2 separate regions of the Homo sapiens genome follow, and region 1 is linked to region 2. The links are chromatin loops, found by intact Hi-C in ENCODE. Cell type or tissue: endothelial cell of umbilical vein. All regions are shown on one strand. Links, peaks and the distances in the headings refer to the core of each region. The heading gives the core; the rest is flanking DNA.

Region 1 (16,796 bases), core at 4,569-12,568, 130 kb after region 2:
ATGAACTCATCTAAACCTAATTATCTCCCAAAGGCCCCACCTTCGAATGCCATTACATTAGGGTTAGGGCTTCAAGGTATGAATGTGGGGGAGTAAATACATTCAGTCCATTATACAGGTAGAGGAGGACTATGAACAACATCTTGAATGTGAGGCTCTTGAGATATGCCAGTGGAAATGAGGAAAAGGCAGTATGATACATATCTGATCTCAGAGGAGAAATTTCATCTAGAAATATGAATTTCTTAAAAGAGATTACTTGGGCTTTAAATATTTTAGATTTTTTTTTTGATAAAGGGAAAGGACCTTACTTTTATTGGATAGCATATGTAGATAACAATATTGGGTTTCAAGCTTCCATCTATTCCCACAAGTCTTTGAGGTCTATTATTACTTCTATTGTATAAATAAAGACATTGAGCATCAGAGAATTTAATTTGCCTAAAGGTATTCAGAAAGTGAAAAGTCGGAATTGGACAACAGGCCTTTTAATTTCAAATCCTAGATTCTTTTCCTTCAGTTAAGACAGTCTTGGGTGCCTTGAAATATTTATATGTACCTAAACACTTTGCTTAAGCATTTCCAATACTCTATATTGCATTTTTAAAAATTATTTACACAATTCATGAAAAAGAATGTGCTAAGAAACAGTATACTTAATTCTAATCCTTTTTAAAAATTCTATACATTTTAAAGAAATAGACCATTCATTTGACTTATGAAAACCCATTTTTTCCATCTTCAGTTTCACATGATAGCAGAAAGCCAAGTGAGAGAAGCTATGACTAGAAAAAGAAATTTCAAATCTGCTTTAAAGAGGCAAGTTTGTGATTACTTTGCATACTGATGGAAAGCATTTTTGATTTATCCAAGAGATGTGACCCATTTATTTTCTAATTTTTGAATTTTTTTACGGACTTATCTTTGCCAGTATACTAAGACCTTTTCAAGGGCAAGGTTCTTGTCTTGTTTATTATTCTTGCCTTCATTGTTATATCACTAATATTTATGACTATCTCTGGTGTATTAGCAATTACCCAGGAAATGCTGTGGATACATAAACTGGATTCTGAACATCCTTCAAGGTGATATGTGACCACGATTTTCATGGGGTTTCTCTAACTATCCTAACTCATAGCCACCTCTTCCTTCTCTAAATTCTTAGTCTGAATCACATGTGTAATCATAAGTGTATGTTTTGTTCTAATTATTGTATTATATTTCTGTTTCCTAACAACGAAATTGTTAGATCCTTAAGTAAAAGGACCACATGTTATAATTGTTTTGGTTATTAGTTCATTGACTGAAACTTTAATTGTGAACATTTAGTAAATCCTACTTTTTTCTGTCTAACCTTTTCTAACTCCCCCAGGCTAAGCTGATGAAATGATTGCTTACTAGCAACCAAATTGTTTAGTTCACAATTGAATTTCTGTCTTCTTGGTTAGATTTTTATCTCCTCAACGGTAGATATCTTAGAGAGCACTTTGTTGATTGTAAACGGCAAAAACAAACTAGAAACATTTTCAGAAAACAAAGAATGTATTACAAGGATGCTCGCTGGGCCCAAAGGTAGCAATAATGCCGGACTTCAGAAATAACTGGAAATAATACTGCTAATCCCTACAAAAATATCTCTAAATATCAATTTATCTTATCTGGAATCATCTCTGAATTTCTTGCTCTCATTAGATACCTCTTTTGTCAGTTTTCTAATCTACTGGGTAGAAATTTGTCCCTGGACATCTTTGGGGATTTAACCATTTCTGCCTGGCTTCACAGGGGTCCTTTGGGAAGGCAGCCAGAGGCACTGGGAAAAGGCCAGAAGGAAAAGGAAATCTCCAGCTGAACTTTGTAACAATTTGAACTGATCGAGAAGTCTCCTGACCAGAACTTGGGGGAGGGCATGAGTCTGGTGTGCAGATTCCAAAGGCTGGGAAAGAAGGAAAGCTATACTTGCTTTTGCAACTGGGAGGCGGGTAGCCTGGGGCAAATTCTCAGCCCTGCTTGCCCACTGCCTGGAAACAGTCTGGTGCTGTTGTAGGGGCATGGTGGGAGTGACACTGGCCCTTTGAATTGCATGGGAGTAGGGTGAGGCCTGTGACTGCCGGCTTTCCCTCACTTCCCTGACAACCCTGAATGACACAGTTAGAGACAGCCATAATCGTCCTAGGAACATAACTCCATTAACCTGGGAACCTCATCCTCATCTCTCACAGCAGCCGCAGCAAGACCCACCAAAGGAGAATCTGAGCTCAGACATACCTAGCCCAGGCCTTACCCAGTGGTCTTTCTCTACCCACCCTGATAACTGAAGACAAAGGGCATATACGCTTGGGAGTTCTAGAGTCCTGCACACCACCTGTTCCTCCGCATACTACAGTTGATGCTCTCTGGAAAGCACCAACTCCTGGCAGGGGGCCAACCAGCACAAAAATAGTGCATTAAACCACCAAAGCTAAGAACCTTCACAGAGTCCATTTTATCCCCCTGCCACCTGTACCAGAACAGGTGTTGGTATCCATGGCTGAGAGACCCACAGGCGGTTCACATCACAGGACTCTGTGCAGACAACCCCCAGTACCAGCTCAGAGAGTGGCTAGATCCAGAAGAGAGATAACAATCACTACAGCTTGGCTCTCAGGAAACCACATCCATAGGAAAAGGGGGAGAGTACTACATCAAGGGAACACTTGTGGGACAAAAGACTTTGAACAATAGACTTCAGCCCTAGACCTTCCCTCTGACAGAGCCTACCCAAATGAAAAGTAACCAGAAAAACAACTCTGGTAATATGACAAAGCAAGGTTCTTTAACACCCCCAAAAGTAACACTAGCTCACTAGCAATGGACCCAAACCAAGAAGAAATCCCTGATATACCTGAAAAAGAATTCAGGAGGTTACTTATTAAACTAATCAGGAAGGCACCAGAGAAAGGTGAAGCCCAATGTAGGGAAATCCAAAAAAAAAAAAAAATGATACAAGAAGTGAAGGGAGAAATATTAAACGAAATAGATAGCATTAATGAAAAACAAAACCTCAGGAATAAATGGACACACTTTTAGCAATGCAAAATGCTCTGGAAAGTGTCAGCAATAGACTAGAACAAGTAGAAGAAAGAAATTCAGAGCTTGACGATAAGGTCTTCAAATTAACCAAATCCAATGAAGACAAAGAAGAATAAGAAAATATAAACAAAGTGTCCAAGAAGTCTGGGATTATGTTTAGCAACCAAACCGAAGAATAATTGGTGTTCCTGAAAAAGAAGAGATCTCTAAATATTCTAAAATATATTTGGAGGAATAATTGAAGAAAACTTTCCCAGCTGTGTTAGAGAACTAGACATCCAAATACAAGAAGCTCAAAGAACACCTTGGAAATTTATCACAAAAAGATCTTCACCTAGGCACATTGTCATCAAGTTATCTAAAGTTAAGATGAAGGAAAGAATCTTGAGAGCTATGAGGCAAAAGCACCAGGTAAACTATAAAGCAAAACCTATCAGTTTAACAGCGGATTTCTCAGCAGAAACCCTACAAGCTAGAAGGGATTGGGGCCTTATCTTCAGCCTCCTCAAACAAAAAAATTACCAGCCAAGAATTTTGCAGCCAGCAAAATTAAGCATCACAAGTGAAGGAAAGAATACAGTATTTTTCAGACAAACAAATGCTGAGAGAACTTGCCGCTACCAAGCCAGCACTACAAGAACTGCTAAAAGGAGCTCTAAATCTTGAAACAAATCCTGGAAACACATCAAAACAGAAAGTTTTTAAAGCATAAATCTCATAGGACCTATCAAACAAAAATGCAATTTGAAAACAAAAAACCAAGGTATACAGGCAACAAATAGCATGATGAATGGAATGGTACCTCACATCTCAATAATAACATTGATTGTAAACGGCCTAAATGCTCCACTTAAAAGATACAGAATTGCAGAATGGATAAGAATCTACCAACCACTATCTTCTGCCTTCAAAGACACACCTAACACATAAAGACTCACATAAACTTAAGGTAAAGGGATGGAAAAAGATATTCCATGCAAATAGACACCAAAAGGAGCAGGGGTAGCTATTCTTACATCAGACAAAACAAACTTTAAAGCAACAGCAGTTAAAAAAGACAAAGAGGGACATTATATAATGACAAAAGGCCTTGTCCAACAGGAAAATATCACAGACCTAAATATATATGCATGTAACACTACAGCTCCCAAATTAATAAAACAATTACTAATAGATCTAAGAAATGAGACAGAAAGCAACACAGTAAGAGTGGGGGCCTTCAGTACTGCACTGACAGCACTAGACAGGTCATCAAGACAGAAAGTAACAAAGAAAGAATTTGTTCTTTAAAGTATCCCTGGAACAAAAGGACCTAACAGATATTTACAGAACATTCTACCCAAAAACAGCAGAATATACATTCTATTCAACAGCACATGGAACTTCCTCCAAGATACACCATATGATAGGCCACAAAATGGGCCTCAATAAATTCAAGAAAAGTCAAATTATGTCAAGCACTCTCTCAGACCACAGTGGAATAAAACTGTACATCAACTCCAAAAGGAAACTTCAAACCATGCAAATACATGCAAATTAAATAATCTTCTCCTGAATGATCATTGGATCAAAAATGAAATCACGATGGAAATTAAAAAATTATTCGAACTGAACAATAGTGACAAAACCTATCAAAATCTCTGGGATATAGCAAAGGTGGTATCAAGAGGAAAGTTCATATCCCTAAATGCCTACATCAAAAAGTCTGAAAGAGCACAAACAGACAAACTAAGGTCACACTTCAAGTAACTAGAGAAACATGAACAAGCCAAACCCAAACCTAGCAGAAGAAAATAACCAACATCAGAGCAGTATTAAATGAAATTAAAATGACAACAAAAAAATTCAAAAGATAAATGAAACAAAAAGCTGGTTTCTTGAAAAGATAAATAAAATTGATAGACCACTAGTAAGACTAACCAAGCAAAGAAGAGAGAAAATCCAAAGAAGCTCAATTAGAAATGAAATGGGAGATATTACAACTGACACCACAGAAATAGAAAAGATCATTCAAGGCTATTATGAACACCTTTATGCACATAAACTAGAAAACCTAGAGAGATAGATACATTCCTGGAAAGATACAACCTTCCTAGATTAAATCAGGAAGAGTTAGATACTCTGAACAGACCAAACACAAGCAGCAAGATTGAAATCGTAATAAAAATTACCAAAAAAAAAAAAGTCTGAGACCAGACAGATTCACAGAAGAATTCTACCAGACATTCAAAGAAGAATTTATACCAATCCTATTGACACTATCCCATAAGACAGAAAAGGAGGGAACCCTCTCTAAATTATTCTATGTAGTCAGTATCACTCTAATATGAAAATCAGGAAAGGACATAACTAAAAAAGAAAACTACAGATAAATAACCCTGATGAATACAGATGCTAAAATCTTTAACAAAATACTAGCTAAGTGAATCCAACAGCATATCAAAAACGTAATCCACTATGTACAAGTGGGTTTCAGACCAGGGATGGAGAGATGGTTTAACATACACAAGTCAATAAATGTGATACACCACATAAACAGAATCAAAAACAAAAATCTCATGATCGTCTAAATAGATGCAGAAAAAGCATTCAACAAAATCCAGCATTGCTTTATGATTAAACCAGAGCCAACATAATATTGAATGGGGAATAGTTGAGAGCATTCCCTCTGGAAACTGGAACAAGGCAAGGATGCCTACTCTCACCACTCCTCTTCAACATAGTAGTTGAAGTCCTAGCCAGAGTAATCAGACAAGAGAAAGAAATAAAGGGCGTCCAGATCAGAAAAGTGGAAGTCAAACTGTTGCTGTTTGCTGATGATATGATTGTTTACCTAAAAACCCTAAAGACTGCTCCAGAAAGCTCCTAGAACTGATAAAAGAATTCAGCAAAATTTCTAGATACAAAATTAATGTACACAAATCAGTAGCTCTTCTATACACCAATGGTGACCAAACTGAGAATCAAATCAAGAACTCAACCCTTTTTACAATAGCTGCAAAAAAAAATACTTATGAATATACCTAATCAGGGAGGGGAAAGACCGCTACAAGAAAAACTACAAAACACTGCTGAACTGAAAGAAATCATAGATGACACAAACAAATGGAAACACATCCCATGCTCATGGATGGGTAGAATTAATATTGTGAAAATGACCATACTGCCAAAAGCAATCTACAAATTCAATGCAATTCCCATCAAAATACCATCATCATTCTTCAGAGAATTGGAAAAAACAATCCTAAAATTAATATGGAACCAAAAATGAGCCTGCATAATGAAAGCAAGACTAAGCAAAAAGAGCAAATCTGGAGGCATCACATTACCTGATTTCAAACTATACTATAAGGCCATAGTCACCAAAACAGCATGGCACTGGTATAAAAATATGCACATAGACCAACAGAACAGAATAGAGAACCCAGAAATAAACCCAAGTACTTACAGCCAACTGAGCTTTGACAAAGCAAACAAAAACGTAAAATGGGGGAAAGGACACTCTTTTCAACAAATGGTGCTGGGATAATTGGCTAGCCACAAGCAGGAGAATAAAATTGGATCCTCATCTCTCACCTTATACAAAAATCAACTCAAGATGGATTAAGGACTTAAATCTAAGACCTGAAACTATCAAAATTCTAGAAGATAACTTTGGAAAAACCCTTCTAGTCATTGGTTTAGGCAAGGATTTCATGATCAAGACCCTTCATATTCTAATGGGGAGTTTTAACTATCTTTACTTTGGAAAATAGAAAAAAAAATCATTTCAAAAATCCTTGTAATATTTTTAAGACTTCAGAATTTAGTATGAATAAACATGAAAGGAATCTGAATTGTGTCCCTTTTGATTTTATTTTTAAATTTTAATTCCAAGTACAATCTTCTCCAGCCTGTGGTGTTCAAAAGCACTGCTATAGAATTGTCATTTCAAAAGTGTATCTTCTCCAAGAAAACAGTTTTAACTTATATGCATCTTTTTCTCTCCCCTGAGGAGAATTCTAAGCAATGCCTTCTATACTAAAACTAAATTGATTGCATCCAGATTATCTTGCTGCCCTGCACCATTTTACAGGCTCTGTGATTATCTGCAATTGTGAGCAGAAAATACCATTTTTCTGTGTGCTCCCTCAGGTTTTCACGTAGTTATGATGCTGAGGGTGGTGACCTTGAGTTCTCTTAGTCTACAGCTATTGCCACAATCTCAATGTTTTCTTAACATATTTATTTTGTGTATATACATTTCATATAATATATTATGTTATATATAACATGTTATATGCTGTATAACACATAATTGTTCTACATAAACACATAAAGTAGTATATGTTTACATATATATGTATTGCTAACTTAAAATGTTTGGCTTAGGAAAATGCCATTTCCTCATTGGTGGACCTCCTGCAGAGGGGGTCATGGCAGGCTTGGAGTTATCTCAAATGGTACATTTTTCCAATGTAAGGCCTGAAAATGGGAAAGCTTTTTTTCTTTTAACATGTTGTAAGAATAGAGTTTATTAATCTGATAGTGCTATATTTGAATGCAAGCAACAAAAAAGGTGTTTAAGTGAATTCACCCAGTAGAGGTTATTTTTCACATATAACAAAATATCTAGAGGCAGGAAGTTCAGGGGCTCAATAAAGACACACACACACACACACATACACACTAGAAAACCTTGAATAGGATTCAACTGTTCACCTCAGCTCTGAGAGTGATAAATGCTTTCTGTGTAGTAGCTGTTCTTATGTATGGCTAACCTGGACTTATTGGAGAAGAAAAATTGTAATTTAGCTGGGGGATGATAAGGCTAAGGAAAAGCTATTATAGACATAAAATTCACATTTATCAATAGCTAGAGGAATTAAGGACACAAGAAACTACTTAACTCAATCATTTCTTAGCATTCCCGCTTGTTTGAACATTTTTTAAAAGTCACTCCTTAAAAAGTAAAAAGATATGTTTATCAGACAGAAAGAGGAATATTTAATGGTGCCAAGAGTCTACCCCTAGACATAAGTCTCGAGTACCAGATATTCTCTGTAAAGAGGGAGTGGTTGGTGATAAGTGCAGTTTAAGTGTTACCCCTGGCCAGGCATGGTGGCTCACACCTGTAATCCCAGCACTGTGGGAGGCCTAGACAGGAGAATCCCTTGAGCCTAGGAGTTTGACACCAGCCTGGGCAACATAGTGAGACCCCATATCTACAAAACTGTTATTTTTCAATTAGCTGGGTGTGTGATCGTGTACTTATAGTCCCAGCTTCTTGGGAGGCTGAGGTAGGAGGATCACTTGATCTCAGGAGTTCTAGGCTGCAGTAGCCATGATCATGCCACTGCACTCCAGCCTGGGAGACAGAACAAGATGACATCTCAAAAAAAAAAAGTGTTGCCTCTAAGACATTTTTATTTCTGTGTATCTGGGCTAGTCCATAGATGCTAAAAGGGTAAGCTAGGTGAGGAGATCCCATTTAGTAGAGATCCCCTGCTTATCAGTTCTTCATCCTGCCTCTTCCCTCATTCCATTGCACTTCCAGAAACCAGTCTGTAGCACCTTGGTCCATCTCCTCAAGGTTGTTAGAGCAAATACTTCACATTATATTTTTCTGCTTCATTTATTCTTTATACACATTGATTAGAAGTCAGATTCTAATTATTATTTGCTCACCTATTTATCTTGCTTGTGAGACAATGTTTAGTAACCAGAATCCAAACCATCTTTGCTTTCAGATCAGCAATGTTTTTCTCATTGTGGTGCTTTCAGTCCGTAAGAATGAAACTTTGTTTGCCTTTCCTTATTTCTCAGGAAGAACAAGTCATTAAGATAACTTTAAGAAATTCCTTATGCATTCTTCAGGGGTGATGCTTTTTTAAGGTTTTTGGCATTGATGCTATTGGTAAAATGTACTGGTTTATGTATTAGTTTACGGTTGTCTTTGTTATTCTTGGTATTAGCAAATTAAAATTTGTTGAGGCTGTGTATGTAAGACTGTTACCTTTATTTGTGTTTTCAGTGTGAAGCATATCTGGTCTTATCTAAAAAAAATCCAGACAATATTAAGAAAATCGGACAAGTAATAAAGCTAGTCATTTAGAATTAGCTCGAATAAAGTACACTTTTAAGTCCAGGTTTGGGGGTCCAAACTGCCACCACCATGGAATAGTAAAAAATGCATGGAGGATTCAAAGACCATAGGTTGGGGCTGAGATGCTTGTATTAGCAATGAGAGGCTAACAGAAGAGAATGATAAGATTAACTTAATAAATTCTCACATTTATCTTAAAATCTTCATGTTACTATGAAGTTCTCATAATTATTATTGTAATATATTTTATCTTATACTGATCACATTTCTTTATTATTAAACACTTCCCTTTTATTGTATATTTATTTCTATTTTTTCTGTGATAAATAATGCCTAAATGAACATATTCTTGTAAATAGGTTTTTTTTATTTTATGTATGAGTTTTTCTTTAGAGGACATTTCCAGAAGTCAAAGGGTTCAAATGGTATAAACTTTGTTTTAATCCCTTTAAGTGCATTGCCAAATTCCCATTCAAAAAAGAATTTGCCTCCAGGAAAAAACATAATTTCACCATACCTTGTTTAGCATTGCACTCTATCATTTGTAATGGGTTTTATGTATTTTACATTAGTTGAATCAAAGCAATGGATAAGTAGTAAATGTACTCAAATGGGAAGAGCATCTGCACATTTACGGCTTATTAGATATTTCACAATTAAGAGATTTCATCTGCAAGGCCCTTGTTAAATGTCTGTTTGTTGTTTTCTGTATTCACACGATAGTCAGCTGTGACCTAAGAGGTATTGCTCAATCATTTTGTGATTATGGTTTTCTTTGAAAATCTGATAAAGAGTATCAACAATTTCTTAGAATTATGGACACATTCACAGAGACAACACACACACACATAGAATTAAATATTATTTCAGGAAATTCATGTATTACCTCATGTTTCTTCATTTTAATATCCTTAACAAAGATGATGAGCTACGAGTAGGTTAAGAGTGAAGGAGAGGATAAAAGGAAACACCTCTAGCTCTGAAGTGTCTGCAGAAGATTAGACCAGGCCACGTGGGACTCAGCAGTGGAGATATTAAGATCATTAAATCAGTCTGAGGATTTTTCTGGATTTTCTGGTGGAGGCCAGGGTAACTAGAGAGAAGAGGAGCCACTGAAAATAAACACAGTTCCTCAAATTTAGTCATACTCTGGACTTAACACCAGAGTTAATTGATATGAAGCCATTCTTTGCTATGTCTTTGACTCTCCAGTTTTCAGCCATAGGACAGTGTTTTAAATATAAAGGAGCTAGTTTTAAAGTTGTGGTGCTCACTTTGGAGTATCTGAGAAAGCCGACTAACTTCCTCACTCTTCCCGTGAAGCCCCAGTCCTCCATACAGAAGTCATTATTTGGTGAAAGACATTAAACATCTACATCTACAATAATGAATTATTTGCATACTAATGAGATGATCATCTATTCAATGTTTCCTATTCACACATTTTCTTTTCGCTATTTTTTTTAATCTGCAAAAGTTTTAGAACATTCTAAATAGTTACATGAAGTATTTTCAAGTTAAAAGAAACATATGATGTCATAATAGTTTAGTGAGTGAATCAATCTTATTGTCTGAATGAGAAAAATCCCAGTCTACTATTTGGCTTAATAGCAAATAAAAGATGCTGCTTGAAATAATTGACTGAACATAAAAAAGGAAACTATATTTATGTTTCTGGTGTTTTATTATATAATGTGTAACTACATTCTTCACAACTGTGCTTTAAAACCAATATTATTATTGTATTAAATAGATTTAAGGGATACTTTCTATTTGCTAAAGTCACAATATTATCAAGTCAGTAACTTGACGTAGTGAAATTATTTATATTGTTAACTATTGTTAACATCTTACTTCTAAAGTTGTTGGGGCAAGAACAGAGGAAAATGCATCAGACGTGGGCTGTAGTCAATTGAAAAAGTATTTTACAATCATAGTGTACTATAGATTTGGTGTACAAATAGCTTATGATATTTACTTTTTTTTTTTTTTTTTTTTTTTTTTTTTTTTTTTTTTTTTTTTTTTTGACAGAGTTTCTCTCTGTTGCCCAGGCTGGAGTGCAGTGGCCTGATCTCAGCTCACTGCAACCTCCACCTCCCAGGTTCAAGTGATTCTCCTGCCTCAACCTCCCAAGTAACTGGGACTATAGGCATCTGTCACCATGCCTGGCTAATTTTTGTATTTTTAGTATAGATGGGGTTTCACCATGTTGGCCAGGCTGGTCTCAAAATTCTGGCCTCAAGTGATCCACCTGCCTTGGCCTCCCAAAGTGCTGGGATTACAGGCATGAGCCACTGCACCTGGCCTGATATTTACTTCTTAAGTTCTTCTCAATCACTGCAATACTTAGGTACAACTGTAATAAGATTTTGCATCTGTTTATTCATTCCAAAGTAAATTATTAGCAAACAGAAGAGGAAAGAAGTAGTCCTGTGTACAATTAACAACAATTACTTCAAAAGTGACAAATGGCAACCTGACAAACAGAATAGAGAGTAAAATTAAAAAGCAGAACAGAATTACTAATCCACACAATGCAACCTTTGGATGCTTAAATAATCATGCAAAATCATCAAGAAAATGCGTTTAGTATTCTCATTCTGAGGATGCAACAAAGAGCATAAAATGTTTTATAAACATTTTAATTCAACACAGATAAAATACAAAAAAAATGTGGACACTACAGTGCATATGCCTCAGGTATTTGGAAAATGTCACTTACGTAGAATATCTCAGCATTCCTTATTGATAAGGTACTATTGTATTTATTTTTATTGTATTTATTTATTTTTGTTTTGTTTTGTTTTGGAGACAGAGTCTCACTCTGTCACCCAGGCTGGAGTGCAGTGGTGCCCTCTTGGCTCATTGCAGCCTCTGCCTCCCAGATTCAAGCAATTCTCCTGCCGCAGCCTCCCAAGTAGCTGGGACTACAGGCGCACACCACCATAACTAGCTAATTTTTGTATTTTTTTTTAGTAGAGATGGGTTTTTGCTATGTTGGCCAGGCTGGCCTTGAACTCCTAACCTCAAGCGATCTGCCTGCCTCGGCCTCCCAAAGTGCTAAGATTACAGGAGTCAGCTCCCACACCTGGCTTAAGTACTATTGTATTTAAAACTAAAACTGTGTGTGGTTTTACAAGAAAATTAAAGCTTGGAGAATAATTAGCTAAATATTTGAGCCAATCTTCAATCAATAGAATACAAAGTTGAGGACCTTTCAGTGGAAACCTTACAAGCCAGAAGACATTGAGGGCCAGTATTCAATATTCTTAAAGAAAAGAAATTCCAACCCAGAATTTCATATGTGCCCAAACTAAGCTTCATAAGCAAAAATAATGTCCTTTTCGGACAAGCAAACGCTAAGGGAATTTGCTACAGACCTGCCTTACAAGAGTTCCTGAAGGAAGCACTAAATATGGAAATAAAAGACTGTTACCAGGCACTATAAAAACACACTGATGTACACAGACCAGTGATACGATAAATCAACCACATAAACAAATCTGCAAAATAACCAGTTATCATCATGATGACAGGATCGAATCCACACATACCAAAACTAAACTTAAATATAAATGGGATAAATACCCCAGTTAAAAAACACAGAGTGGCAAACTGGCTAAAGAAACAAGACACATTCGTATGCTGTCTTCAAAAGACCCATCTTACATGCAATGACACACATAGGCTCAAAATAAAGGGATACAGGGAAATCCACCAAGCAAATGTAAAACACAAAAAAGCAAGGATCGCAATTCTAGTTTCTGACAAAACAGACACTAAACCAATGAAGATTAACAAAAAGGCAAAGAAGAGTATTAGGATATTAGCTAAGAAAATTAAAGCTTGGAGAATAATTAGCTAAGTATTTAAGCCAAATATTTGGTTCAATTCAACAAGAAGGTCTGAAATATCCTAAGTACATATGCACCAAACACAGCATAAAGGGTTCAATTCAACAAGAAGATCTGAAATATCCTAAATATATATGCACCAAACACAGGAGCAACATGATTAATAAAGAAAGTTCTTACAGAACTTCAAAGAGACACAATAATAGTGGGAAACTGTAATACCCTTCTGACAATATTGGACAGATCATCAAATAAGAAAGTTAACAAAGATATTCAAGAGCTAAACTCAGCAATGGATCAGATGGGCCAGATAGATATCTACAGAACTTTCCACCAGAAACAACAGAATATAAATTCTTCTCATTGCCATATGGCACTCACTCTAAAATCAATCACACAATCAGAAGTAAAACACTCCTCAGCAAGTGAAATCATAACAGTCTCTTGGACCACAGCACAATCAAATTAGAAATCCAGACTAAGAAATTCACTCATAGCCATAAAATTACATGGAAATAAAATAACCTGCTCCTGAATGACTCTTGGGTAAATAATGAAATTAAGGCAGAAATCAAGGAGTTCTTTAAAACTAATGAGAACAAAGATAAAATGTACCAGAATCTCTGGGACACAGCTAAGGCAGTGGTAAGAAGAAAATTTACAACACTAAAAGCTCACATCAAAAAGTTAGAAAGATCTCAAATTAACAATCTAACATCACATCTGAAAGAATTAGACAAGCAAGAACAGATCAACCTCAAAGTTAGCAGAAGACAAGAAATAACCAAAATTAAAGCAGAACTGAAGGAGATAGAGACACGAAAAATCATTCAAAAGATCAATGAATCCAGGAGCTGGTTTTTTGGAAAAAAAAATAGTAAAATAGATGGACCACTAGCTAGATTAATAAGGAAGGAAAGAGAGAATATTCAAATAAACACAATCAGAAATGATAAGAGGGATATTACCACTGACCACACAGAAAAACGACAATCAGACAATTATGTGTCTTGGAGTTGTTCTTCTCAAGGAGTATCTTTGTGGCGTTCTCTGTATTTCCTGAATTTTAATGTTGGCCTGCCTTGCTAGATTGGGGAAGTTCTCCTGTATAATATCCTGCAGAGTGTTTTCCAACTTGGTTCCATTCTCCTCGTCACTTTCAGGTACACCAATCAGAAGTAGATTTGGTCTTTTCACATAGTCCTATATTTCCTGGAGGCTTTGTTCATTTCTTTTTATCTTTTTTCGCTAAACTTCCCTTCTCGCTTCATTTCATCCATTTGATCTTCCATCACTGATACACTTTCTTCCAGTTGATCGAATCGGCTACAAAGGCATGAAGGAAAAAAGTTAAGGGCAGCCAGAGAGAAAGGTCTGTTTACCCACTGAGGGAAGCCAATCAGACTAACAGTGGATCTCTCGGCAGAAACTCTACAAGTCAGAAGAGAGTAGGGGCCATTATTCAACATTCTTAAAGAAAAGAATTTTCAACCCAGAATTTCATATCCAGCCAAATTAAACTTCAGAAGTGAAGGAGAAATAAAATCCTTTACAGACAAGCAAATGCTGAGAGATTTTGTCACCACCAGGCCTGCCCTACAAGAGCTCCTGAAGGAAGCACTAAACATGGAAAGGAACAACTGGTACCAGCCACTGCAAAAACATGCCAAATTGTAAAGACCATCGAGGCTAGGAAGAAACTGCATCAACTAACGGGCAAAATAACCAGCTAACATCATAATGACAGGATCAGATTCACACATAACAATATTAACCTTAAATGTAAATGGGCTAAATGCTCCAATTAAAAGACACAGACTGGCAAATTGGATAAAGAGTCAAGAGCCATCAGTGTGCTGTGTTCAGGAAACCCATCCCATGTGCAGACACACACATAGGCTCAAAATAAAGGGATGGAGGAAGATCTACCAAGCAAATGGAAAACAAAAAAAGGCAGGGGTTGCAATCCTAGTCTCTGATAAAACAGACTTTAAACCAACAAAGATCAAAAGAGACAAACAAAGCCATTAAATAATGGTAAAGGGATCAATTCAACAAGAAGAGCTAACTATCCTAAATATATATGCACCCAATACAGGAGCACCCAGATTCATAAAGCAAGTCCTCAGAGACCTAGAAAGAGACTTAGACTCCCACACAATAATAATGGGAGACTTTAACACCCCATTGTCAACATTAGATAGATCAACGAGACAGAAAGTTACCAAGGATATCCAGGAATTGAACTCAGCTCTGCACCAAGCGGACCTAATAAACATCTACAGAACTCTCCACCCCAAATCAACAGAATATACATTCTTCTCAGCACTACACCACACTTATTCCAAAATTGACCACATAGTTGGAACTAAAACACTCCTCAGCAAATGTAAAAGAACAGAAATTATAACAAACTGTCTCTCAGACCACAGTGCAATCAAACTAGAACTCAGGATTAAGAAACTCACTCAAAACAGCTCAACTACGTGGAAACTGAACAACCTGCTCCTGAATGACTACTGGATACATAATGAAATGAAGGCAGAAATAAAGATGTTCTTTGAAACCAACAAGAACAAAGATACAACATACCAGAATCTCTGGGACACCTTTAAAGCAGTGTGTAGAGGGAAATTTATAGCACTAAATGCCCACAAGAGAAAGCAGGAAAGATCCAAAATTGACACCCTAACATCACAATTAAAAGAACTAGAAAAGCAAGAGCAAACACATTCCAAAGCTAGCAGAAGGCAAGAAATAACTAAGATCAGAGCAGAACTAAAGGAAATAGAGACACAAAAAGCTTATCAAAAAATCAATGAATCCAGGAGCTGGTTTTTTGAAAAGATCAACAAAATTGATAGACCACTAGCAAGACTAACAAAGAAGAAAAGAGAAAAGAATCAAATAGACCCAATAAAAATGATAAAGGGGATATCACCACCAATCCCACAGAAATACAAACTACCATCAGAGAATACTATGAACACCTCTACGCAAATAAACCAGAAAATCTAGAAGAAATGGATAAATTCCTCAACACATACACCCTCCCAAGACTAAACCAGGAAGAACTTGAATCTCTGAATATACCAATAACAGGCTCTGAAATTGAGGCAATAATTTATAGCTTACCAACCAAAAAAAGTCCAGGACCAGACGGATTCACAGCCAAATTCTACCAGAGGTACGAGGAGGAGCTGGTACCATTCCTTCTGAAACTATTCCAATCAATAGAAAAAGAGGGAATCCTCCCTAACTCATTTTATGAGGCCAGCATCATCCTGATACCAAAGTCTGGCAGAGACACAACCAAAAAAGAGAATTTTAGACCAATATCCTTGATGAACATCGATGCAAAAATCCTCAATAAAATACTGGCAAACTGAATCCAGCAGCACATCAAGAAGCTTATCCACCATGATCAAGTGGGCTTCATCCCTGGGATGCAAGGCTGGTTTAACATACACAAATCAATAAACATATTCCAGCATATAAACAGAACCAATGACAAAAACCATATGATTATCTCAATAGATGCAGAAAAGGCCTTTGACAAAATTCAACAACCCTTCATGCTAAAACCTCTAAATAAATTAGGTATTGATGGGACGTATCTCAAAACAATAAGAGCTATCTATGACAAACCCACAGTCAATATCATACTGAATGGGCAAAAACTGGAAGCATTCCCTTTGAAAACTGGCACAAGACAGGGATGCCCTCTCTCACCACTCCTGTTCCACATAGTGTTGGAAGTTCTGGCCAGGGCAATTAGGCAGGAGAAG
Region 2 (16,796 bases), core at 5,164-13,163:
GAGTAGATAATTTTAGCTCATTAAGTTGCATATCTAGCAATTGCTTATATTATTTTCTTGGAAGACTGGTGTGTGCAAATGTTTTGTGTACACTAATATTAGGATACAAATGTGATTCATATATAATTTCTCTAGTATAAAAGAGAGGAAAAAAATGGATGTGTAAAAAAATAAGTATTTTACCCCTTCATGCTGATGCCAACAAGCTTTCCTTATATAGGTTATTCTATCCTCAATAAATTTATTTCCACACTTACATTGCCCTTCCTTTTTTGTTGTTTGTTTTAGTGTGATATAACAAAATGTTTATTTTTCATCTCAAAGAGAAAAGGCGGAAAAAAACCCCTCAAACCTCCTGCTTTAGCATTAATCCTACTTATTGAAGCCATTATTTTTAGGTTAAAACACAGCACAGCCTTCAGAGACACAATTTAGTACCTCCTACTTGCTCAGCTTCCTCCAGCCATTTGGATAATATTGCTTTCAGTTTGCATGCATTTTTAAAGCTGAGCTGCAGATTTTCAAATCGGCAGATTGTTGTTTGACTGAATTCAGAGCCATGCACAGCTGCCAGGGCCTCCCCAACATTTGTCTGGGTGTATCCTGTGAAGGGACAATAAAGACCATCAGCTCCAACTTTCCAGGAAATGTTAATTTTGGTTCATTGTCACACAAATCTGTGTATCTTTGTCAACTATTACACACTATTTTTTAACTATATATTCTTGGCAAATCAGAATTATTTAGTAAGATTCATTATACTTTGAAGTACTTGTGCAATACTTCAAAACATATTTCTTCTAGTTAATAAATTACTTTTATCTAGTCACTGAAAGAATTCAGATAGAAACATCTGCCATTCATAATATTTAACCAGTGTTTAGGTGTGTCCTAAACACTTCATAAGGCACTTGAAAATTATGGCTTTTTTATCATTATTGTTAGTTATCAAATAATATATGCTCAAAAAATTTTAATATATTAACTATAATGCATAAAATATACGGTTATATATCATAACATTCTTATTTCAACTCTAAAAGATTCAATGATATTGTTGAAGGGTACTAAATAAAACTAAGAATTATGTCACTTTCCCTAAAACCATATTTATTAAGAGGCTATGATTACACATTTCATGTATACTTCTGAGCCCATTTTATAGTTTTTGATAATGCCTCTGTCTTCAGACTAATGATCCTTATTGTTTGTCGCAAACATTTTTAGAGTACAGCTGAAATAACATATAATTTGAAACATTCACAGTAATATAGATAGAAAACTGAAAATGAATTTCACAAAGATTCCTACTACTGTGCTTATCACATGTAATAGCTACATATTATTTCAGGACCTAAGGCTATATACCTATATGTATAAAATGGTTGCATATGATGCCCATCAATAAATATTCTTATTACATTATCTATTGTTCATTCTGCAAGTGCAGAGGTTTGAACTATTATTTCAATCCATTAAAAAAATACACAATTTTATGCAATTTAACCAAAGTCAATTGTTATAGTTGTTTTATTTTAAAAACACTTCAGTAGAAAATGAGCAAAGGCTCTGAACAGATAGTTCACAGAAAAGGAAATATAAATGATTGTCAAGCATATTAAATAATATACTTTACACTCATAATAAAAGAAATTTTAAATGAAAAAACAGTGAGATGTCACTTTGACCTGTCTGATTTGCAAAGATCTAAAAGATTAACAGCATATTTTTTCTTTCAACCACCATTTATTTATTTTGTGTTATAGTTATACTCTTCTAGATGCTGGAGATATCATTAAGGAGAAAATAAAAAGAAATAGATTTTAAAAACTCATGCCGTTTTGGAGTTTATATAGCCTGAGGATGGTGAAAAAGATTCTCATGGTAGTAGTAAAATTTGGTACAACTTCTCTAGAGACCAGTTTGATAACATCTATCAAAATTACCAGTACACATACTTTTGATCAAGCAATTGTGCTTCTAACATTTTTGCTGCGCATATATTTATATGAGTGCAAAATAACATTTATAGGGTTAATCATCGTGGTATCGTTTTTATCAGCCAAAGATCAGAAACCACCTAAATTTCATCAGTAGAGGACTGGTCAAATAAATTGCAGTATATTCATAAAGTGGAACTTGACAGCCCCACAAAGGAAAAGGAGCTCTAGAAAAATTACTACTGAAAACTTCAAATAATACATATGTTTGGCACAATACATATATTTCCATATATATTTACTTATATATCCATGAGATATCATTGGAAAGATACACAAGGAACTAACAACGATATACAGAAAAAGCAAGCAGAAGGGATACATGTCACTTATACTCTTTTGTACTTTTGAATCATATAAATGTATGGCCTATTCAAAATTTCAAATAAAATATAGATAAAAATGGGCACTTCAAAACTAATGTTGAGGTAAGTTTTGAAAGAGTATTATTAATTTAAAAATTATGTATTTAGGCTCTTAAGAAATTATAAGGAAACAAATGTTTTTGGAGGATTTCCATAACGACTAACTACGTCCACAGTAGAGATGAAGAATGAGAATCATCTTGTACTTTTTAGCAATATATAAGAGATTTAACAGCAATAAAGATTTGCAAACCAAGTTCTTTTTCCTGTTGCCTTTAACAAGCACATACCTAATTTAATTCGTCTCACTTTAAATTCATTGGCAAACTTTTCAAGTTCTCTGATTTCTGGAGAATCCATGTCTATTGGCTCTTCCACCAATTTACTTTTCCGCCTGAGTTCCTGCTTGAAATCAGCAGCTGTGGGGTCCTCTGCCAGAAGAGGCTGGTGTATAGGAGGAAATCCATGACTCAAGGTGTGGTCAGGAAATTTATAAAGACAAGGGGTTAAACTACCTGTGAGTAAACAAAGAAATAAAATGAAAAAGACCATTTGTCATTCTCCTTATTTCTATATAAGAAAGGGTTTTGCCTGACTTAGCCCATTATTCTGCTCTAGCCTGTCTCAGTACTTACAAGGTTACCTTACATTCAGTCTTCCGAAGAAGGAGTCAAAGTAGCTTAGTAGAATTGAGATTATTTGTCTTCTACCTTCTCCAGAGCAGCAAAACCAAAGATAGGGTTAAAGGAAAGAAGCAGGGGACTGCAAATAACTAAAATAGAAACAAACAACTTCTCTCAGAAGCATACATTTTCTATCATGTTTTTCTCTTAAATGACACCTATTCCTGGGAATCTGAGGTTGAACTCTAACCAGAGTCTATGCATTGAACTCTGTTTTCTTAATTCATTGAATAAATAATGGGTGATGTTTGTTGTGATCATGGCACTAAATGCTTCGGCTAAGTGCTATGCTGAGAAGTTTTCTTGTGATTGGGAAATTGATTTCACAATATAAAAACGCCCCACTATTTAATCAGTAAAAACTTGATTTTATTAAGAAATAATCACATCTTTTTTAATTAAATGAAGGTAGGCAGAAAGAGAATGATGAGAATATAAAGTATATTAATATGGCTAAATAGGCTTGAGGAGTGATTAAATATTAACAAAAGGTAACCTTAAAAGTTCTATTAAAAAGTCACTAACAAGATTTCTTGAAAAATATACAATATAATAGAATAATTTCTTGATTATTATTTAAGGAAAAGCAAATATAAGAAGCAAGAAAGTTTGCAACTTTATATATGATAAGTGATTACCGATAAATGGTAAAGCATTGACTCTACTGAGTGGATATGTTAAATCACAAAAAATGTAAAAAGGTCTGAAATTATTACACAATTGCTTCCAGATTTCCTTTTTCATTGGAAGAGTCTATCTCAGTTGGGAAGTATAGGTGAGAGGACAGTATATAAGCCAAATTCCAACACATTTTGTTTCTTGTTTTCTTTATCAATACATTACAATTTTTATCGACAAAGATTCTACTTCAATTTATATTAAATGACATGTCTAGTGTGCCTTCCATATCCATGGGTTCTGCATTCATGGATTGATGCAACCATGAATTAAATACACTTAAAAAATAAAGTAAAAAATAACAACACAAGAATAAAAATGATACAAATAAAAAACCCAATACAGTATAACAATTATTTACATAGCATTTACATTGATTTAGATATTATAAGTAATCTGGAGATGATTTAAGGTAGAAGATGTGCCTAGGTTATATGCAAATACTACACCATTTTATACCAGGGACTTGAGCATCGAAAGATTTTGGTATCCTTGGGGGTCCTGGAACCAATGTGCCACATAGAAGGATGATTGTATAAGCAAGACATTTTTATATAAAAATATTGAGTAATTAATCATTTTCTTATAAATATAAATATTTTAAAATAAATTACTATGGAATACATGCAATAATTATTCTTAGAAACTTACTGGAAAAAAATGCATCAAGAGTTCATGCTACCTATAATTTCTCCACACATACATTCTCAAATCAAAGACATGAGTAATAATATATTTTCCAGAATACAGAAATCTTACATTAATATATCAATATATAATGAGCAAAGAATACCGTAACTCAGCAAATTGTTGGTTTATATTTTTTATATAAAAATATGTAATCATAAATATGTAGTTATTTATTTAATTTAATTTATTTATATAAAATTTATATTTTATATAAATTTAATTTAATGTATTAAATTTTATATAAATTTAATTTAATGTATTATTTATATAAAATATGTAATTATAAATATATAATTATAAATGTGTAATTATAAATATATAATTATAAATTTATATAAAAATATGTAATTATAAATATGTAATTATATCTAATAGGGTATATTATTTTTTCTAAAACAAAGTAAACATACAAATGAGAGATTAAACAAATTAGCATAACATAAATTTATCTGCTCTAAAGCTGGGAAAAGATGTGAAAGAAATTATTTTTGTCTTTAAAAAATTCCTGCTACTTTTACAAACCAAAATTATCCAGGTTTACTTTTGTAAAAGTCAGTTAACTATCCATTTTATGCTTTATTGTGTGGCATCTTGATCAGACAAGAGAACATTTTTAAAAGCAATTTTACCAACTTTTCTTTTATTATATAGCTTTTCTTGAAAATATTTATTGCCGTGGGGTTTATTTTTAGCTTTTTATTAATTTTAATTTTCTGCTAAATTAAAAGAAGGACTAATAGATGTAAAAGAAAATTGATGACATTTATGTTATCATTTATTTAATCTCATATTTATCTGAAGACTTGTTTTGTGCTTATGCTTTCAGAATTGATTCTCACATATATTTATAAAACCTTCACTTCTTTGATTATTTAGGTCCATCAGGTATCACTTAATACATTTAATGATAAAATACCCTGAGAAAGAGTACAAAGAAAAGCCAGGCTACTGTTAGATTTTGTACATTTAACATATTTTAAGACACTTTAGATAACTCATTTAACCTATGTCAAATTATGTTTATTTTATATAAAAAATTTGTGTGTTTTTTACTTACGCATACTAAAAGGTCTAAATTTGTTATCAATTATTATTATTATTTTCAATTTCTCTTGCTGATCATAATTATGTACTGCTACAAATCTTCTATGCAACACTTTGTGTCGTGTTAATTTCACATTTGTTATCATCTTTATCCTTATACAAAAAATGAGTCAGGAAAGATATATATTTTTCCCCATAATTTACAATGGAGGAAATTTAAGTAGAAAGAAAGTAAATAACTTGCCTCCAGTGCCCAACGAATTAACTTTGCAGTTTAAACCAGAACTAAAGTCTAATAAGCATTGCAGTAAGCCACATCAAAATCATTGCCCGGTTCATTCTCCAGGCAGTCTATACTCAGGCAAATTAAATAACTTCTCTTTAAAAGGTTTTCTCTGCATTTAAACACCTTTGGCTATATTAAACAAACACTGTTCCACAAAAATATTACAATAAAATATATATAAAGTGTGTCATCCCTGTTTCCGTAAAATTGTTTATTTGTTTGTTTGCTTATTTATTCTTTATTTTTAGAGATGGGGTCACACTCTGTCTCCTAGACTGGAGTGCAGTGGTAAAATCTTAGCTCATTGCAATCTCAAATTTCTGGCCTCAAGCCATCCTCCCACCTCAGCATCCTAAGTAGAATCTACAGGCATGCACCGCCATGCTCATCTACTTTTTTAAATTTTTTGCACAGACGGGATCTCACTATGTTGCCCAGGCTGGTCTCAAAACTCCTGGCTTCAAGCAATCCTCCAGCCACAGCTTCCTGTAGTGCTAGAATTATAGGTATAAGCCACAGAACCCAGCCACAAAAATTGAAAGGTAGTTTATACATTGTAAGTACTCTGGGAAAGTGGACACGCAGAAAACAAATTTGAATGGAATCCATGAAAAGTACACAGAAAATACCATGCTCCAAGGTTTGGCATCCAGAACAAGAAGGAAAATGTGATGTGTGATACATTTTTTATTTTTTTCCCTTTCCCTTTTTTTTTTTTTTTTTTTTTGACACAGCGTCTCGCTCTTGTTCCCTAGGCTGGAGTGCTCTCGGCTCACTGAAACCTATGCCTCCTAGCTTCAAGCAATTCTCCTGCCTCAGCCTCCCTAGTAGCTGGGACTACAGGTGCCTGCCACCACACCCGGCTAATTTTTATATTTTTTAATTTATTTTTTATTTATAATTTTTTATTTAGAGACAGGGTTTCACCACATTGGCCAGGCTATTCTCGGACTCCTGACCTCAGGTGATCTGCCTGCCTCGGCCTCCTAAAGTGCTGGGATTACAGTTGTGAGCCACTGCACCTGGTTCACTTTCATTTTTCATTGCATGAAAGTATCTACAATTATCTGCAAGGTCACAGATTTCCTGGAACTAACTTCACACAGAATTTCATCACAACAATTTAAAAGAACAGCCAAACGAACCTCTGTTTCTAGCATCTGAGCCTGCATTTGGGGGAGTGTGGAGAGTGATTGGGATGATATGTATAGCAATATGTTTTTCAAATCTTTTTAAAACCCAGATTACTGCAAAAAGTAGGAATAAGATAAAAGATGTTGTGAGTCATGTGTGACAGAGGTCTCATCAACATTTTCTGAAACATGGATAAAGAAAAATTATCTTGAGGCCTGGACAGCACACACACACATAGCTCAGAAGTGTTTGCACACTGTAGTTCCAAATACATTTTCACATTGAAGATTAATTCACCAGAGCCTTTCTAAATTGCTATGTATGCATTTCTGTGTGACAGAGGAGAGAGAAGAACAGAGGTAAATCTTTTAAAGCAGGCAATGGGGGTCAGAGATAGGGATGCCTTACTAGGCGCTGACTCAATGTACCATAGCATGGGGCAAATTGATCTTTGCAGCATGTGGTTAGCTGACAACATCATCTCACGTTACTGGCTTGATGCCTTAAAAAAACAAACAGGGGAAGCAGAGGGACATAGTAAAATACGCCACCCTGCTGTGCTTGTAACATGCACAGGAACATGTATCTGAATATTTCCATATATTCCCCTCTGTTGCTTAGGCATAAAAATTCAAAGGAAATTATAAACTTCCACTGTGATCTTTTCACTCTTGTGCATTGGTAAATCCTATCCGTGTACAACTGGGGCCTATTGCCTGTGTTTGTAAATTAAGTTTAATTTGAAATGCCTATTTCTTTACACACAGGCTGTGACTGCTTTCCTACTACAATGACAGGTTGAATAGTTGCAACAAAAACTAGAAAGGTTGAGATATTTACTGTCTGGTTCTTTACAGAAAAGGGTTGCCAACCCCTAGTCTGGAAGTGAAAATACATCATGTTACTGCTACCAAAAGACCTTTCACGATGTGGAAGCAAAAGATCTTCAGAATTACTTGTTTCCTTAGAGTTGTTACAACCAGAACAATTTAGGGCCAAATAAAACAAAGAACTAAACAAAAGAAGTAAATTAAGAAAAAAAAATTTCAAATTTCAAAAAATGAAAAGATGGGTTCCAAAAATAGACTAGACTATTTCTCCCTGTCAGTTGCCAGGCTGATTTCCGTTTTCTTCTGTATTAGCCCAGGCAGCAAGAATATTTTCAGCCATAACAATCTTTTCTTTTAATATCCACTTCTCATGAAAAAGAATTGGATGCTCATCATCTTGTTTAAGTCCCAAGAGTTTGGGACTTAAACAAGTTTGTTTGTTTTGTTTTGTTTTGTTTTCCCCTTGAAATTAACTTTTAAAGCAAGGACTTTCACACTACTTCTTGGTTTGGCCACTACATCATGTAAAGATGGTGGGTTTAACATTTATTACAGTGAGGTTGATTTGCTGTTTCCACAGGACAGCAGAAAGGGTGAACCCCCATTGAGCTTGTTTCCTGAATTGTACTCTGCTTCAGATACTGGAGAACAGAAACAATCTCAGAAACCCAAGAGTCAGAGTTTTGAGAACTTTTTTTTTGATACTTTGTTTTGTTTTGTGTTTATCTAGGAGAGACTTTGAACAGCATCTGTAATTCTAGGTTTTCTATTATTTGTACTGTAAGGTGTTGATTTGAATTCTCTAAGTTCTCAGGAGTGAAAGGACAGAAGGAATTTAGCTGCAAGAGTACGTGAAGAGAAGGGCAAAAGAGAAATCATTTTGAGCTGACACAAATTTGCTACTACTCAACCCCAGTAGAGTTGTAGTACCCACCACAACGTAGATATGAAGAGATTGGAACTCAGAGGTGTTAATCACTTGAACAATGTTAGTAATTAGTTAATGGCATGGATAATTCATTACTCCCAATTAGTCATTCTCTTTATTTTGCCTGCACCTGGACTATTACGTACAGTGGATTCATCTGATCATTAAAATTCTACCTACCAACCTGACAAAATATTAGTTATAGCTCTTCTTTTCCTGTGAGTTATTAATTTAATGAAATGCTCAAACTAAATGTAAGCATCAGAGTATGAGTAATGAAATAACCATATGAAAATAAAGTAATTTCACATATTTTAGAAATATAGTTCTTCCTGTAGCTTCACTTTTATATAGAGTATGTGACACCGTGTCGTTGTTGTTGTTAAGACACTTCTGTGGATTGTGTGCAAGGGGCTGATTTGATTAATGACTTAAGACTTCTCAGAAAATTCAGATGACATAATAAGGTTTCTATTGTGTACTTTATACATTTGTCTCTTATTTACCTTTTCTCTCTTATTTCTGAATTGCTGTATTTTGTAACTCAATTTATGCAGCTTTACTGGGGATAAAGTCAGGAGAGTTCAGATTCTCTAAGATCTAATCTCTCATGAAGCAAATGCTAATACTGAATTATGTCCCAATATAGACATTCTGACATTTAAAGCATATCACATTTTAACAAAATTTTTGAGAGGGATTTAACAATCCCTCTCAAAAATATTCAAATATCTTTGTGCTTGTGATGGTGAGTTTTTCTTTCAGTCACAGAATATATTTAATCTTAAGACCACAGTGATAGCTCCAGACCTTGGTGTAAGTCTTCTGCTCTTGATGTCACTAAGACAGGGTTTTGAATCATTTTGAAAGGCTCTTCCAGGGGTCTTTACATTTTAATTGAAATGAGGAAGAGGTTCGTGGAAGAGGGTTTGCTGAGTTCATGCTGGAGGAAACTTGTATCAGAAAGACATGAGCTGCCAACACTCTCAATGTGAACATTGGCATATTGGCTCCAGTCCTGGAAGCAGTAAGGGTGTTAGAATTCTGAGGCCAGCTGCAAACTCCCGAGGCCAGTGGTGGCCCTCTCTGATTAGGCAGGGTGGGAGTTGGTAGCAAAAATTATCTGAAGGTATTTGGGCCAGAGATTATTGGCCCCTGCTCTGTGACTGGTTTTAATCTTGGTGCCAACCTCAATCAACTGGCAGGGACTGCCTCTGTGCTGGGTTAAGAGAGAAACTAACAATGTACCTTGGTTCCTGGGAGTTCCTCTAAATGAACTGTAAGGTCTTTCCTCCAGGAAACAGTGGCATGTGTTTGTCATTTCCTGTCTCATAATCAAAATGCTGTAAAGGCCACAGAAAGCAATCCACCCGCACCTCCAGTAGCTAAACGCATTTATTTTACTATTTTATAATGACAGTAGTTCATCATTGAGGAGGGCTATTCTCATTAACCATGAATACTAATTAAGCATGTTGATCATAAATAATCAATTTTCAGAGAGGAAGAAAAAATATGGCTTTAATTCTTAATTTTTAAAAAAAGACGTCAGGATTTACAGGTCATTGTTAAGAACACCAGTCTTCATTTAACCATAAATGTTAGGATACTGGTTTATTCAGAATGTTGCTTGATAGAATGTAGGAGAAGCTCATATTTTTCTGGATTATTATTTTAAAGTTTTAATGTTCTATTTAGTCTTACATGGACAAATTTTGAGATATCAAAGGTTAAACAATTTAATTAAAATTAAACTATTTGCTCCATTTTACTTGAAAATTATAGGAATAAATCAATATTTGTCTGCGGTTTTTTTTTTTTACTGCTTATCTGTATCATAACAAAACACAAGTCAATTAGAAAAGATTTCCCTAATAAGTGATTCCTTTATCCACAGTTTTTCCCTCAGTATCACACACATACACACACACCATGCACACGCACACACACATTTACTCACACAGTTTGTCATCAATAAGAATTCTTTTCCTGCTGTAGTAATAAAGATAAAATATCAAAGAATTTCTTTTCTTTTCTTTTATTATTATTATACTTTAAGTTTTAGGGTACATGTGTACAATGTGCAGGTTAGTTACATATGTATACATGCGCCATGCTGGTGCGCTGCACCCATTAACTTGTCATTTAGCGTTAGGTATATCTCCTAAAGCTATCTTAAAAATAAACCAACAAATGAAAATCCTGCGCATAATAAAACTGTGTACTTTTTAAAAACAATTAAAATCTTATGTGGCCATGCCATGAAATTAAACAAGAATTTTTGATGAATAGATCTCATAAGCCAGATCTACGCATTCCTCAAAAACTGTGCTTCAATGCCTTTATAGAAGGATCAATAAGCAGGTAGCCATAATTGATACAGTCATACTTCACTTACCTATAGGAGAAAAGTATGTAACTTCAATGATTTCAATCTCACTTAAGACTCACTCAGAAGCAATTCAGAAAGGGCTGCTAAAGCCTGAAACAGCTATCACTAAAGCCCCTACCAATCACTCTTAGCTTCAATCAATGTCTTATTTATGTTTATGGACCAAAGGTCCAGAAGAAATATAATGATGAGGGGGGGTGTTCTGTAAACCTGTGCTGTCTGATATGGGAGTCGCTAGCCACATGTGGTTATAGAGCACTTGAAATGTAGCAAGTGCAACTGAGAAACTGAATTTGAAATCTTGTTTTATTTTACCTAGTTTACATTTAAATTTAAATAGCCACACGTGTCTAGTAGCTACTATATTTTTAGTGAAGGTAAGCCTACCAATAGCATCATGTTACAACTAACAGTTTGACGATAGTGAATTTCAATAAAAACCATACAAAGCAAACTCAAGAAGCACAGCAGTTCAGAGATACGTAAGTAGGGAAATTAGGTATAACCCCTATGGTCTCTGTGGGTGTCACAGAGCAGGAAACAAGAAGTGGTGATTTTTAACAGTAATTTTCAAAGTTAAGAAATCAAATTTCATGTCACACTCTGATCACAATTCTTTCAGGCCCAGAAAATCCATCTAAGTGTCCCCAAATTCAATAACATGTAAAAGACAACTTTTCTTACCTGCCATCACTCCATAGGTTGATGGCTGGTTTCCATAATGACAGGAAGGAACAGAATAATGAAGTCCTGTTGCTGTGTTTCCCAACGTTGTCACCGAGAAATGTGTGCACAAACATTTAGGAGTTTGGATCAAAGACAAAATAGATGGGACTGGTAAGAAAATGTATAAGGATTCAAGACACATTCGTTTTATTTCAAAAATACACATTTATGTGGTTCTTAAAGTTACATGCCAATATGTTTTTCTCATTTTGGGTAAGTTCTCTGACGAGTAGGTTAAAACTAGGGGGGATCAAAGTTTGTCTCATGTAACGAGATAATAAATCATCAAAACGGACTTCATTAATTATCCTGTGCTCTGTGCTATGGCTACGAGTGCCCCGTGAAGGGGTGACTGACCAATTTAGACCTTGGCCCTTTGGGAGTTGCAGAATGCTTGTTGGTTCTGTTCAATGCAGACATTGCAACTCGCCGACTAGAAGAATAGTCCTTTAAAATTCTTGTGTTGCATGGTATTATAAAGCAGTCTGTATGAATGAATACAGAAATTCACTCTTGAACAGCGTATTTTTGCTTATTTGTCTAACAAATTTGTTTCATCAAAGTGGAAATGGCAGAGCAAGTAGCCTTTTATTAGATACAATCATAAAAATCTCACTGCATTCAGAGTGCTATTAAAAACCTGTAACAATATATGATCTATTTATTTTGATGTTGAAACCATGAGGTTGTTAGTTGTCTGCATATACACAATTGATACAACCATTCTAATGATAAAGCTGGTCAAAAAATGAGTTCATTCATTGAGTGACTTAATATCCATAAAGCCATAAAGCCGTACATAAACATAACCGTTCATAAATGGTTATATGCTTCAGGAAATCAATGTGTATTTTGGAAGTAAACTGGAATTATTAGACTTTTATCAAGTTTTAAACACAAATCATCAAGTTGATAGGGAGCACAAAATATTGACAATAAAACCAATATTTCCTTATATATTTTATTTTCTCAATTTTTTCCTTCATATTCTGAATATATTGGTTAATTTTCATAAATTAATTTTCTTGAATAAATGAGATATTATAAAGTATGGTTAGAATCCTTTGAGAATACCAATATACAAACTAGTGATTAAAGACATGCCTTTCTTCATAAAGTAAAATAAATTATTTTAAAATAGAGAAAAATCTTTAATTTTTAAAAATCTGTATACATTTTTATTTTATAATTAATAGCTCAAAAGAACTAAAGTCATTTTGCAATATAATGATTACATATAATGCATTACTGTGCATTCCAAAATTAAGCAAATTATCATTAAACATATTTAATACTCAAGTGTTCCCATTAAAGTCAGTGTTTCTATAATAGTTCCTTAGACAATTAGATGTATATGATTCAAATTTCATTAAAAAATTATAAATCAATGCTATTATCATTTAAAACATTTGTAGGTCACTTTTATTAATTATAATTCTTTTTTAATTTTAAGGCTTAAATAATTTTTGCTTTTCAGATTTTAGGAAGTTAAATACAGGATAGGCTAATTTACTAAATAAATTGTTACTTATTTTAAAGTAAATAAATGGCATTTTGAGTATAAAATTAGATTTTACTAGATTATTACCTCGATTCTGAATTGTATTTTCATGCTGGCCAAATTATCTTCAAACACAGAAATAGTGTATTATTCTCATTATTCTCAATCTATAGGATGACCTACTATTTAAAATATGTGATTAGCTATGTGGTAATTGCTTAGATTTATTTATAGCATATATTTTTGATAAAAACTATTGTGTCTTCCAAAAATTATGTTGGAGGATACTTCCTGTATTACCCTTTAAATTAAATTACAGAAATCTTTGGCGGATTCCTGAAATTTAATTTAAAAGGTAATATTGAAAAATCTCTACATTAAATGATTTTACCAAAGTCTAAATATCTGACCTCTAGATTCTTTAAAATCCACCAGAAGATTGGTGCCAAACTTACGCATGTATTTAGAAAATGCTTAATAATAACAAAAGATAGAGCTTAAATCCTTCAAATCAGAATAATGTATCAACTCAAACTTTGATTTCTAAATGTATATAATTTCATTCCTAAATATGAGAAAAATTGCATTTAAAACAAGTGGAAAGTGAATATTATATTGCTATTCAATGGAAGAAATTTACCCAATTCAAGTCTTTCTCCATTTGTAAATCAACTCTAAAACACTTTGTTACTGCATAAAGAATGAACACACTGGCAAAACATATGTATTTGGCTGATTGTGTTGAGCCTGTGAATTCTTAGGTTTAATTTTTGTTCTAAAAAGTTATGTGAGATAAATGTTAAAACTTAGAAGTGAAGTAAGTCTCTTCAGAATGCAATTTTGAGAAAATTTACCTTAGTTAATGGGCTTTAAATGTCATGTTATTTCTTGCTATAATTTCTGTATCTTATGCTAAAATATGTTAATTAAAACTCTATTTTATTCTATGAAATCCATTGTTGTTGATATTCAGATTGTTCTGTTGTGTTTAATATAAGGTTTATAGCTGTTTTTAGATAGTAAATGTAATTTAACAACCGAATAAACCTTTAAGATAAAGAAGTAGCACCTTTTAAATATTGTTATTTTATAATATTCATTTCATTTGCTCCTTATTCTATAAATATTTCCATTAAAAAGGTTTTTAGATTTAAAATGTCCAAGTTCATTCTTTTCTTATGTAGAAAACAGATTTTCTTCCTTACAACAAAGCCAACAGTGATTTTAAATTACTACACTTACTAATATTTCTTTAAAATTTATTTGGCATGTTGGCTTTTTAGATATGCTTAATGCTTACTTCACTTAAGACAAATTAAATTGGAGGGGTAAAATGAAAGATGCAAAGAGATTATTAACTATCAAGATTCAAAGCATTCATTCTGAAATATTTAGGCCCGGTCATATGTAAACTGTCATAGGAGTCAGTACCTGTAGACATCACATTGGTGGCATGGTTGGAGACTGGTAGACACTCGGCAGCACTGTGATGCATTATCAGAGGCAGAGTTGCAGAGGCGTCAGAATTCAGAGGTATAAAGGTATCAGCCGAAGTAAAAGCTTGGCAACTCATTCCCACAAGAGAGTAGAAAAATAAGGAGAACCGCTGCTCCCCAAATCAGAGTTTTATTATATTACTGTCTCAAAGGGCCGATTCAATTCTCACTACCTGCATATATACATCAGGAAGGCTCTGAGGCACCAGGAGGGTGCGCGCTAGTATTTATACTGCAAGGAAATCCCTTTATACATGTTAATAGTCTTTTCCCAGGAGTATTGCTTTATCAATCTGAACCGTCTTCCTTTTTTACCCCAAACATAATCCATGGCAGAGAAGGAAGCTGATTCTGGGGTATAGATGGAGGGGAAGGGAGAAATCTGAAACCTTATTTGACAACTTCAGTAGTTCAGACCTTTTAGAGAGGAATCAACAATTTTGAAAACACGTCCCTCAAAAAAATAATGCCACAATCAATTGAAAAATAGTAGGTATCTTTTTGCTACTAACACAATTGCAAATGTATAAATATGAGATTTTTTTAAACAACTTCTCATTAAATCTGCGATAAAACATGAAACAAAAGAAGTGCATAGTATTATACATAATTTTAAGAAACAATATTTAAGATTATGAGAGAAGCATATAATACTAAACATGAGAAAATATGTTGTCAATTAATGATTCATACTCAAAAATGCACAGCTTTTAAAAACGATGACAACCAATATAAGTTTTACTATATTATAAGTGAAAAATGGAAAAAAATTGGATAAAATGTAGTAATGATAGGTTGGTGCAAAAGTGATTGCATTAATGGCAAGAACCGCAACCACTACTGCACCAAAGTTAAATACAACTAAGATATGGGTAATTGTTATCTTTACCTCGATTTCAATTCACTCAAGAACCCAATATTTAGTAAGCTGTTACTAGATGCTGACAGTATTCTAGGTATTTATACAGTTACGTCATGCAAATCTCACAACATCTATGTGAGTTATGTACCTTGCCATTCTCACTAAGCTAGACTCTGTGCCACAAAGCCTGAGATAACCATGGTAGTTGCTAACTAGATGCAAACTTCTCACACAAAATATATTGACTTTATATGAGAATGAAAAAAATAATATGCTACAGCCAACTATTTCAAAGATAAATAACAGCATCAAAACTTTACAATGATCATGATTTATGAGTATGTAATGAGTAAATAAAATACTATTTATGTATTGTATATTAAGGTAATATAGCAAATAGAAGTAAGCGAACAGGAATAGATATTATTGATGTGAGTAGACACTAATTTTGTACTACGGAATGTTTTAAGATAATTTGGAATTGGTTGCTTTGTATCAAATTTCATGTTAATATTGATAAGACATTTTCAAAAACTTGAACACTTTGTCAGTAAGCAGCTGATATTTTGAAGGAAAATATGTAAAAGCTTGCCTAAATCATTAGATATGGAATGAAAATATTTATTCTAAAAATGACATATTTTTTCATTCTGAATTCTATATCTTTGAAGCTTTATTAGTCTTTTCTAATGAGAGAAAGTTTCAAGTAATCAAAAGCATTATTATACCCTTGCAGAATTCTGATCATTTTCAGACTTCACATATACAAAAAGGTGATTTTCAGTATGTCTATTTGGAGTTTCTGTTAAGAAAATTAAATAAAAGTGTGTTTATTGGGTATCATGTATGTTAAAAATTAAGCTAAATGATATTTATAGAAAATGTAATTTGAAAATGTCCCTTAATAATTTTACTATTGTTATATAAAGTCATTGGAATATGTTGGTAAAGTATGTGAAAAATATACTTTATGAAGTATACTGAAGATACTTTATGAAGTACCATAAAACCTGCCTAGCAAACAATATAAAATTTTCCCAGTTATTTACCATGATATCTAAAAAGTTTTAAATTGCAATCGTAGAATTTCTTCCATAATCATTTTTAAAAATTAAACACCTGTTCTGTTAAAATGAGGTAAAGCCAGGAAATAAATGTTTCCATTACAGTCTTCTACGATA

The links. Hi-C counts contacts between places; a loop is a spot of excess contacts. Peaks named below come from ENCODE experiments on the same cell type or tissue, not always from the same donor. Only the 100,000 strongest peaks of a DNase experiment are listed, where the experiment ranks them.
Region 1: it touches region 2 in a loop (5-fold over the local background); 1 of 110 quality-filtered maps calls a loop at or near these places.

The regions. Positions count from the first base shown.
Region 1 is chr3:87,388,534-87,405,329 of GRCh38, forward strand. No RefSeq gene overlaps it. Among named protein-coding and RNA genes, the nearest start is that of POU1F1, 120 kb to the left of the region's middle. In endothelial cell of umbilical vein, for the core only: no CTCF peak of the experiment used is centred there; a DNase peak (open chromatin) is centred at 8,828; H3K27ac peaks cover 1,602 bases.
Region 2 is chr3:87,261,633-87,278,428 of GRCh38, forward strand. POU1F1 (POU class 1 homeobox 1) reads right to left here and starts at 14,952. Exons shown (of 6, transcript NM_000306.4): 1 at 14,689-14,952; 2 at 11,715-11,786; 3 at 2,656-2,880; 4 at 439-603. The coding sequence starts at 14,830. RefSeq lists a silencer at 11,420-11,469. In endothelial cell of umbilical vein, for the core only: no CTCF peak of the experiment used is centred there; a DNase peak (open chromatin) is centred at 9,919; H3K27ac peaks cover 1,099 bases.